2 separate regions of the Homo sapiens genome follow, and region 2 is linked to region 1. A link is an interaction called in ENCODE POLR2A ChIA-PET data of the cell type or tissue named here. Cell type or tissue: Caco-2. All regions are shown on one strand. Links, peaks and the distances in the headings refer to the core of each region. The heading gives the core; the rest is flanking DNA. Region 1 overlaps LARP4 (La ribonucleoprotein 4). Region 2 overlaps LIMA1 (LIM domain and actin binding 1).

Evidence for each region. Peaks named below come from ENCODE experiments on the same cell type or tissue, not always from the same donor. Only the 100,000 strongest peaks of a DNase experiment are listed, where the experiment ranks them.
Region 2: POLR2A ChIA-PET joins it to region 1 with 12 read pairs; 7 of 35 experiments call an interaction of 5 or more read pairs at or near these places.

What each region holds. Positions count from the first base shown.
Region 1 is chr12:50,402,850-50,408,231 of GRCh38, reverse strand. All of the region lies in intron 1 of LARP4 (La ribonucleoprotein 4), which reads right to left. Among named protein-coding and RNA genes, the nearest start is that of LARP4, 4.7 kb to the right of the region's middle. In Caco-2, for the core only: no CTCF peak of the experiment used is centred there; a DNase peak (open chromatin) is centred at 3,051; H3K4me3 peaks cover 281 bases.
Region 2 is chr12:50,195,891-50,201,272 of GRCh38, reverse strand. LIMA1 (LIM domain and actin binding 1) reads left to right here. Exons shown (of 11, transcript NM_016357.5): 7 at 389-496. Among named protein-coding and RNA genes, the nearest start is that of CERS5, 31 kb to the right of the region's middle. In Caco-2, for the core only: no CTCF peak of the experiment used is centred there; no DNase peak of the experiment used is centred there.

The DNA of each region.
Region 1 (5,382 bases), core at 118-5,117:
GAGAGAAACTCCAGCTGGAAAAAAAAAAAAAAAAAAAAAAAAAAGCAGAAAATCCTTTTCTCTTCTCTCAGTACATACAAACCCAATAGAACTTAACTCAACTCATCCCTGGAGTTTGGCATTTATGAATGCAGTTCACATCCTACCCCTAATAATATTCATCTAAAGCACTCTTCTGTCTTTGGTTTAGAGCCCGTCATTTAAAAACAGTAGAGATATTCTGTGAACCAAAGATTGGTTCAAGTGGTGGGACAAGGACACAGGTAAGACAGGAAAGATGAGTACATACTTAGATGTTTCTTTTTCTTACATTTACTTACACTTTTACATTATAATTTTTTTCAAAAGAGTAAGTGCAAAGTGCCTATTTGCATTTTAACATTTGTATTCCTTTAATTAATTTTCCTTTTTTTGAGACAGTCTCACTGTCACCCAGGCTGGAGTGCAGTGACATGATCTCGGCTCACTGCAACCTCTGCTTCAAGGTGTGCCTCAGCCTCCCAAGTAGCTAGGACTACAGGCACATGCCCAGATAATATTTTTATTTTTAGTAGACATGGGGTTTCGCCATGTTGGCCAGGCTGGTCTCAAACTCCTGGCCTCAAGTGATCCACTTGCCTCGGCCTCCCAAAATTCTGGGATTACAGGCATGAGTCACCCCGCCCAGCTGTACTCCTTTAAATGCTGCAAGTAAATGTGTATTTTAACATACTGCCATCTTCATTCCTCTTTTAAAACTTTTATTTGCCCAACCAAAAGTATACTCTCCAACTATAAAAAAAACTTTAAATAATTATAAATTGTTTGACTTGCCCTAAATCAGAGTATGTTAGTAACAAGGCTGAGATGAAAACTTAGAAGTTATACTTCTCTTAAATTAGTTTAAACCTTAAAGAAAACAAAGCTTCGGCCAGACGCAGTGGCTCACGCCCGTAATCCCAGCACTTTGGGAGGCCGAGGAGGGTGGATCACAAGGTCAGGAGTTCGAGACCAGCCTGACCAATATGGTGAAACTCCGTCTCTACTAAAAATACAAAAAATAGCTAGGCGTGGTGGTACGCGCCTGTAGTCCCAGCTACTCAGGAGGCTGAGGCAGAAGAATCGCTTGAACCCAGGAGGCGGAGGTTGCAGTGAGCCGAGATCATGCCACTGTACTCCAGCCTGGGCGACAGAGCAAGATTCCATCTCAAAAAACAAACAAAAAAACTGTTAAGATGGGCTGGGCGCGGTGGCTCAAGCCTGCAATCCCAGCACTTTGGGAGGCTGAGGCAGGTAGATCTGAGGTTAGGAGTTTGAGACCAGCTTGGCCAACATGGCGAAACCTCGTCTCTACTAAAAATACAAAAATTAGCCAGCATGGTGGCGTACGTCTGTAGTCCCAGCTATACTGGGGAGGTTGAGGTGAGAGAATCACTTGAACCCAGGAGGCAGACATTGCAGTGAGCCGAGATCATGCAACTGCACTCCAGCCTGGGCAACAGAGCAAGATTCTCTCTCAAAAAAACAAAAAACTGTTAGATGATACTTTTTAAGTTATATGTATTTCACAATTAAAAATATTTTTAACTGGTGGCATGAGCCTGTAGTCCCAGCTACTCAGGAGGCTGAGGCCAGATTGCTTGAGCCCAGGAATTTGAGGCTATGGTGTGCCATGACTGTACCTGTGAATAGCCACTGTACTCCAGCCTGGACAACACAGTGAGACCCTGTCTCTTAAAAAATAATAAAATAATAATTTAAAAAAATTTTTTGAGGCAGGGTCTCACTCTGTCATCCAGGCTGGAGTGCAGTGTCATGAACATGGTTCACTGCAGCCTCGATCTCCTGGCTCAAGTGATCCTCCCACCTCAAGTGTAGCTGGGACCACAACACATGCCACCAGGCCTGGCTAATTTTTTAAATTTGTTTGTAGAGGTTGGGGGTGGGGGTGGGGGGTGTCTAACTTTGTTGCCCAGGCTGGTCTTGAACTACTGGGCTCAAGCTATCCTCCCACCTCGGCCTCCCAAAGTGTTGAGATTACAGGCATGAGACACGTTACCCAACCTAAAATATGTTTTAATTATTTAAGAGTTATTAAAGCGTCCTAGGTCGTATGAAACTTAACTGCTACCTAAGTAAGTAAGTACAGTTGGCCCTCCATATCCATGAATTCCATATCCATAGGTTCTGTATCAGTGGAGCAATCAATCACAAATCAAAAATACTCAGAAAAAAAAATCATTGCATCTGTACTGACAATGTAGAGACTTTTTTCTTATCACTCTATAAATAATACAGTATAGCAACTATTTATAAAGCATTTACATTTTAATAGGTATTATAAATAATCTAGAGATTATTTAACATATACACAAAGATGTGCATAGGTGCTACGCAAATACTATGCCTTTTTATGTAAGACTTGAGCATCCAAGGTTTTTGGCATCTACAGAGGGTCCTGGAACCAATTTCCCACAAATACTGAGGGACAACTGTCTTCATTTTCAGGGAAAAACTCAAACAGAGACAGAAACCCAATTTCAGTAGTCACTGCATACCCACCCTTCCCAGTCTCTAGTTTTAATTTTTTTTATTTAAACAAAAATTTCAGCTTGAGCAAAAAAGCAAAACCCTGTCTCTACAAAAAATACCAAAAAAGAAAAAAATTAGCCAGGCATGGTGGTACATGTCTATAGTCCCAGCTACTTTGGAGACTGAGGTGGGAGGATCACTTGAGCTGGGGAGGTGGAGGCTGCAGCAAACGAGACTGTGTCTCAAAAAATTAAAAATTAAAAAAAAAACTGTAAATAAAAGAGAGAAATGAAAAAATTTTTTTAAATTACTATCTGCCTCCTTAGGGCTCACAAGTTTTAAGTAACTTGATAGCATTCAGATGAAGGTAGTACACTGCAGTTTCAAACTTACAAACAATTTGTTGTAAAAGAATTCATGGCAGGTCATGTTTGATGACTTTGTGAATCATCCAAACTTTTACCTCTTTCCAGAGAGGGACATTGTTTGTTTCTCCTTCAGAACAGAGGTGGAAAAAAAATCTGCCAGGCGCGGTGGCTCACGCCTATAATCCCAGCACTTTAGGAGGCCAAGGCGGGCGGATCACTTGAGGTCAGCAGTTCGAGACCAGCCTGGCCAACATCGTGAAACCCGTGTCTACTAAAAATCAGGAAAAAAAAAAAAAAGGCCAGGCATGGTGGCACATGCCTGAAGTCCCAGCTACTAGGGAGGCTGAGGCAGAACTGCTTGAACCCGCCAGGTGTGGTGGCTCACGCCTGTAATTCCAACACTTTGGGAGCCCGAGGTGGGCGAATCATGAGGTCAAGAGACCGAGACCATCCTGGCCAACATGGTGAAACCCCATCTCTACTAAAAATACAAAAATTAGTTGGGCGTGGTGGCATGCGCCTACAGTCCCAGCTACTCGGGAGGCTGAGGCAGGAGAATCACTTGAACCCAGGAGGTGGAGGTTGCAGTGAGCCGAGATGGCGCCACTGCACTCCAGCCTGGGCAACAAGAGTGGAAACTCCGTCTCAAAAAAAAAAAAAAAAAAAAAAAACTGCTTGAACCCAGGAGGCGGAGGTTGCAGTGAGCTGAGACTGCGCCACCCTCTAGCCTCGGTCTCAGAGCGAGACTCGGTCTCAAGAGGAAAAAAATAAAACAAACCAATAATCTACTGAAGTCAATATAGTTGGTCTTGCTCTGTCACCCGGCCTGGAATGCAGTGGCACAATCACGGCTCATTCCAGCCTTGACCTCCCATACTCAAGCGAAACTCCTGCCTCTGCCTCCCTAGTAGCTGGGACTACAGGTACATGCCACCACATTGGGCCCAAGGCCAGGTTTTAAAAAGTTGCATCTAAGTATTATTTACATAGGATTGATTCCTTGTCTGCAATATATTCTACTCCAATACAAGTAGGTGGTTGATGAGTTCTAATACAAGCTTCCATGTTCACTAGCTGTATAAACTTAGGCAAGTTTAAATTATATGTGCCTTAGTTTCTTTTTTTTGAGACAGAGTCTCACTCTGTTGTCCAGGCTGGAGTGTAGTGGTGCCATCTCAGCTCACTGCAACCTCTGCCTCCCAGGTTCAAGCGATTCTCCTACCTTAGCCTCCCGAGTAGCTAGGATTACAGGTGTGTGCCACCACCTCTGGCTAATTTTTGTATTTTTAGTAGAGATGGGGTTTCACCATGTTGGCCAGGCTGATCTCAAACTCCTGACCTCAGGTGATTTGCCACCCACCTCAGCCTCCCAAAGTGCTGGGATTACAGGCATGAGCCACTGCGCCCAGCTGCCTTACTTATCACTAAAATGGGGATACTAACACCTCATAGAGATATTGAGACTTAAGATGTACAGATATCTATATATGCAAAAACATCAAACGTTCCTGACACAAAGCACGATACAAGTATATACTACTACTGTTGTTATTGTTATATTGCTATTATCTATCCTACTGATTCTAGTGGGATAGTTAAGCTGGAATCTCTCCAGAAAAATACACATAAGTAAAAGGTATTGAACACAACTGCAGAGGACCCAGGGATCCCAGATTAACCCTGCCAAAGATGATCCACAAGCAAGTTGGTTTAGTAAAGCAGTTCTTAACCTCTTCTGTGACACAGACCTCTTTAGTAGTCCAATTAATCTATGGATCTCTTCTCCGTTTTTTTACATTTCTAAAATATATAGGATCACAAAGTAAACCAATTATATTGAAACGCAGTTATCAAAATATTTTAAAATGTCTAATATAGCAATACGTTAACAATATTTTTGACATATAGCAAGTAATGAGCATAAATATTTCAAGATAACTGCAAAAGCTGTAATACATGTAAAAAAGTGATTTGTCTTGGTGACAAGGTCACATACACTGTTGCTGCCATTAACATTTAAAGAATTTTCACTTCTTTTCCATTTAGATTTCAGTTAGAAGCTAGAGAAAATAAACACGCAAATTTTTTTCCTCAACCAAGCTTAGGTACTTACTTCCTCAATTCTATCCAAAAACCTAGATTAAGAACCTTTGACTTATGGGAAAGTACAAAAATAATTTTGAAGCCAGAAATTTATGTTCTAGAAGTCAGACTTCAGACTTTAGCCCCCACATTATTTACACTTGAATGACCTTAGACATCTAACTTCTGAGCTTTGGTTCTCTCACTGAGAATAATTCCTCTATCATGAGGTTACAGGGATCAAATATTAGTTAACAAAACGCCAAACGACCAACATGTTGTTTTTCACTGATTTTAATACCACATATTCAGCCCCAAATATTTAAAGACAGTTAATTTTCAATAAAACTCATATGAGAAAATGAAGAATGACATAGTGACTCACAAAGAAAATGATTAATGGAGATACAACTTTTAAACA
Region 2 (5,382 bases), core at 200-5,199, 210 kb after region 1:
CATCTCCTTTCCCCTGCTCCAGAATGGTCTTTTCTGATAAAACTCACAAGCTTTGCATTACCACAAGCTCTGCTGCTAGAAGAGTGAATCACAAGAATGTTGTATGCTTGGGGTGTTCTGTGTGCCTGTGTTGATGTGTCTGTATTCTAATGAGCAATCCAGTTTTACACTAGCATACAGATATTTAACTCTGAGGTATGTGTCCACAAAGCTGCTTTTGTCATTTCACTAGTCAGTGGGTTTTGCTTGTGAGAGTTAGGGGGTTGATTTGACCCGAGGCTTCTTAGAAGAATTTTTTAACATTCCAAGTTTATCTAATAGATGTGCTATGAAGAGAACAGAATGATGGGACTTTAAAAAAATTTTTACAGTTATTTTTATTTTGTAGAATGAGCTGAAAGCCAGTGGTGGCGAAATCAAAATTCATAAAATGGAGCAAAAGGAGAATGTGCCCCCAGGTCCTGAGGTCTGCATCACCCATCAGGAAGGGGAAAAGGTAGGTTGAAAAGTCTGATGTCCAGTTGCCAAGGAAGCATGTGTTCTAAATTAGATGCTTGAAATTAGAAACAACTCTAACTCTAGGCTGTAGAGTGTCTGGGAATTTGGTAACAGCTGCCAGGACAGATTGCCATTTTTGCAGGTCACATAATTTCAGTTGAGTAGCTCTGCAACTTATAGCTGACCAAATAATGAGCCTTCATTGGAAAATTATTTTGCTCAGCAGATGCTCAGAAGGCAAAGAGCTGAAGTGATTTTTTAAAATCTATTTGGAGGCTGGGCACAGTGGCTCACGCCTGTAATCCCAGCACTTTGGGAGGGTGAGGCAGGTGGATCACCTGAGGTCAGGAGTTCGAGACCAGCCTAGCCCACAGGGTGAAACCCCATCTCTACTAAAAATATAAAAAGCCGGGTGTGGGGGTGCATGCCTGTAATCCCAGCTGCTCGGGAGGCTGTGGCAGGAGAATCGCTTGATCCCAGGAGGTGGAGGTTGCAGTGAGCTGAGTGCACTGCACTCCAGCCTGGGCGACAGAGCAAGACTCTGTCTCAAAAATAAATAAATAAAATAAAAATCTATTCGGGCCGAGTGTGGTGGCTCACGCCTGTAATCCCAGCACTTTGGGAGGCCAAGGCAGGCAGATCATCTGAGGTCGAGAGTTCGAGACAAGCCTGACCAACATGGAGAAACCCCGTCTCTAATAAAAATACAAAAAATTAGCCGGGCATGGTGGTGCATGCCTGTAATCCCAGATACTCAGGAGGCTGAGACAGTTGAATCGCTTGAACCCAGGAGGCGGATGTTGCAGTGGGCTGAGGTCACACCACTGCACTCCAGCCTAAGCAACAAGAGCGAAACTCCATCTCAAAAAAAAAAAATCTATTTGGGAGAGCATAGATTCAGGGCAACTTGATTCCATGCTCCTGGGAAGAATAATTTACAAAAATAAAATAAAAATATATTTGATTAGAGATTATCTTCAGATACTCATATATTCTTAATTTAAGTATACATTTAACACATTTTGTGCAAGAAAATCTTACTCTTCCACTCATATTATTTTGAAAGGCAGTCACTATGCTAAGTAAGCATAGGAAATAATAAGCTTAAAAACTTATTGACAAACCATTCCATGTGGTCTTTATGTGCAAGAAAACAGAGTAGAGGAGAGATTAATAAGAGGTCAGCTATCATAAAAATGTATGATAGGTGCTGTGAGGCTGTGAGAGGGGTATACAGGACCACAGAAGCCCAGAGCAAAGATATTTAACCTGACTTCCTCAAGAAGGTGATGTCTGAGCTGAGTCTTGAAGAACGTGTGGAAGTAGGCCAAGTGAATGAGGGGAAGGTTGAGTTAGAAATAGAAGGCTATTCCAGGCAGATACAACAGAGATTTGGAAACCAGAGATGATGGCTGAGGAATTACAGGGATTGTTTGTTTGTTTGGAGATGGAGTCTCGCTCTGTCACCCAGGCTGGAGTGCAGTGGCGTGATCTCAGCTCACTACAACCTCCATCTCCCAGGTTCAAGCAATTCTCCTGCCGCAGCCTCCCAAGTAACTGTGATTCCGGGTACGTGCCACCATGCCTGGCTAATTGTTTGTATTTTTAGTAGAGATGGGGTTTCACCATGTTGGCCAGGCTGGTCTTGAACTCCTGACCTCACGTGATCCACCCGCCTTGGCCTCCCAAAGTGAGGGATTACAGCTGTAAGCCACCGTGCTTGGCCAGAATTACAGGTTTGCTGACTTGGCTGGAGCATGAGGTACACATAGGCAGCAGTGAGAGACAGGTGGAAGGAGAGGGCTAGGGTAAATCTTTATGTCACCCTTAAGGGTTTGGATGTAGTGGTGCAGCAGGAGAAAGCCACTGAAAGATTTTAAGCAAATCATATTTGTGTGTTATGTATTAATCATTAGATGAATGGCTTAATTGAAATAAGTAACATTATTTATGTCAGGGGAATTATCATGTTCTCTACCATTGCCCATTGTCCAATTCTTTTAGTCTTTCAGTCAATATGATAATCGAATGTTAAATGAGATGAGGAGAAAGGGTTTTCAAATCTATTACAGTGATTTAATCTTAGGAGAAAAGCCATTGCTTCTGTTACACTTATTGACACCCTTGACGCCATTCTTCCAAAAGACATGGAGATCATTAAATGGATTAAGAGCAACAGTTCTCAAGCTTAGTTGGAATTTGTATTTTTTAAATTTTTTTAGAGATGAGGTCTTGCTCTGTCACCCAGGCTGGAGTGTAGTAGTGTGATCATAGCTCACTGTAGCCTCCAACTCTTGGGCTCAAGTGATCTTCCTGCCTCAGCCTCCCAAGTGGCTGGGACTACAGGTGTGCACCACCACATCTGGCTAATTTATTTTTATCTTTATTTTTTGTATAGACAGGGTCTCGCTATAATTCTCAGAATGGTCTCAAACTTCTGGCTTCAAGCAATCCCCTCAGCCTCAGCCTCCCAAAGTACTGGAAGTACAGGTGTGAACCACTGCACCCTGTCTCAAACTTATTTGACTACAACAGACTTTACAAAGTAGGATGGTATATTGTCAGAATACTAACAGGAACTCATGAGATATACTACTCTTGGATCAAAGCAGACCCACAGAAAAATGGTCTCAAACTGATGGCTACAAAATTTGATTCAAAGACCAGAACAGAAAAAAATATTAGAATAGTTTATTTTATAAAAACATCACAAATGTATGTTGGAATAACAAGACAAAATACTTGGCAGTCATGTGTTACATGGTCATATAATCCCCCATAAATTGCAAACATCCTTGCAGCAGTGGACTCAGGCATTAGCCCATGAGGCACATGCCATGTATTAAGTGAGTTATCTTGTTAAACTGTCTTGTTTTCTCATCTTTTAAATGGGAGATTATTTCTTAAGAATAACTGACTAAATATTTTTGAAGTTTTTCTTATATACTGTTAAAAAAAAAAAAGAAAGAAAGAAATTTTAAGAGAAAAATATTCCCAGCATTGAAATATCCCCATCTTTATCCCAGGAGCATAGTTTGGGAAACAGTCATTTGGGAAATAATGCTTGAATTGTCCCTGTATCTAAATTCATGTTTCCTTCGTCATTGTCTTCATGCTGATTTGAAACTGGAACTCTGAACTGAACTGGAAGATTAGAACATTTTAATTATAGCCTAAAAGGACATTAGTGCGACTGTGAATCATGAAGTGGGTGGGGAAGAAAGGAGATAAAGACAATACATATTCTTCAAGCACATGCTGCAGGTTTACAAACCCTCAGCTGCCTTAAAATTCGCAATGTTTTTCAGACCCTTAGCTATCCTTTTGGCTGTTTGCCTAGCTTTTGTTAACCAATACCTAAGTGTTATTTGAACTTCAGCTTGTTAAAAAAAAAAAAAGGACATGTGCCTGGCGAGGTGGCTCACGCCTGTAATCCTAGCACTTTGGGAGGCCAAGGTGGGCAGATTACCTGAGGTCAGGAGTCTGAGACCATCCTGGCCAACATGGTGAAACCCTGCTCTACTAAAAATACAAAAATTAGCCGGGTGTGATAATGGGCACCTGTAATCCCAGCTACTCGGGAGGCTGAGGCAGGAGAATCACTTAAACCCAGGAGGCAGAGGTTGCAGTGAGCTGAGATCGCACCATTGGATTCCAGCCTTGCAACAGAGCAAGACTCCATTCAAAAAAAAAAAAAAAAAGCAAAGATTACCTCACAGGTTCAAGGTGACCAAATTAAAGGTGAGAGAAGAACATCCTGGGATGGAGGTACCTACTAATTCTCAAGAACTGAAGAGCTTTTTGTAGGCATGCACAACTTTCAGAAAATTTATTTCATATCATTAGATAAAATAGTGCATTTGTAAGGCGATTAGTTGAATACCTGGCACATAGTAAACACCCAGTAAATGCTGGCTGTGATTGTACCGGTTTATTTTATGCCATGTCAGAATTCCTGTAATGAAGAGAGTAGTGGAAAAAATAACCACGCTGAAATTCAGGTGCAGTCAGCCAGCAGCTTAATCTTCATTGTAAATCTATTCAGTTTGTCAGACATCCTGATATAAACACTCAGCATTGCCCATAAAATCCGTGGCATCTGAATAAAAGGAAATTATGTGAAGAGTGCACATTGGGTCACCTGTTGACTCTTCATGATTTTGGATGTGGAGTAAGATACCAGGAAGGCATGGGGGCCAGTAGAAAGGAGGGAGAGCTCTAATAGAGAGTTCTTTTATTTAAATTTGATGGCTTTTGAGAAAATGATATATACACCTATACGTAAGATCTGCCATCTTTTTAAACATTGCCATTTTGAGACTGGGATTAGAAGGGAAACTGTCCTCAAAGATAATACTGAGGTTAGTTTTAGGTAAATTTGTTTTATAACTGTCAAAAGGTCTTCTATATAGGCAAGCTCGTTTCAGCAGGATGTAGTTGGTTGGGAAATAAGAATTAGGAAAATTAAAAAATAAGAATGGTTCCTATATTTAAATACTTTATCTTTCCTTGGAGTGGGTTATGGTTATACGGTGAGGAGCTTTGCTCTCCTTGATAGAGGGCTTTGTTTTGCTTTGTTTTTTGAGAGCAGAAAAATATGGTTTAGAAGTTGTTTTATAAAGGGAGATGATGCACACTTTTGGCAGTTGAGTGCAGTCTGTTTCTCGGGTTACTCTGTAATTGAGAGGCATGTTAATATCCTCATAAAAGACATTTTGCTGCCTCTTGTTCAAATGCTCAGCTGTTCTGGTGCCCGTTATTTCCCCTAGGCAGCCAGTGACTGACTGGAGTCAGCAGGTTTTTATGGCATTAACAGCAGTTTGCTCTTTTATTTTTAATATGACTCTTAATCCCCCTCTAACTTTTTTTTTTTTTTTTTTTTTG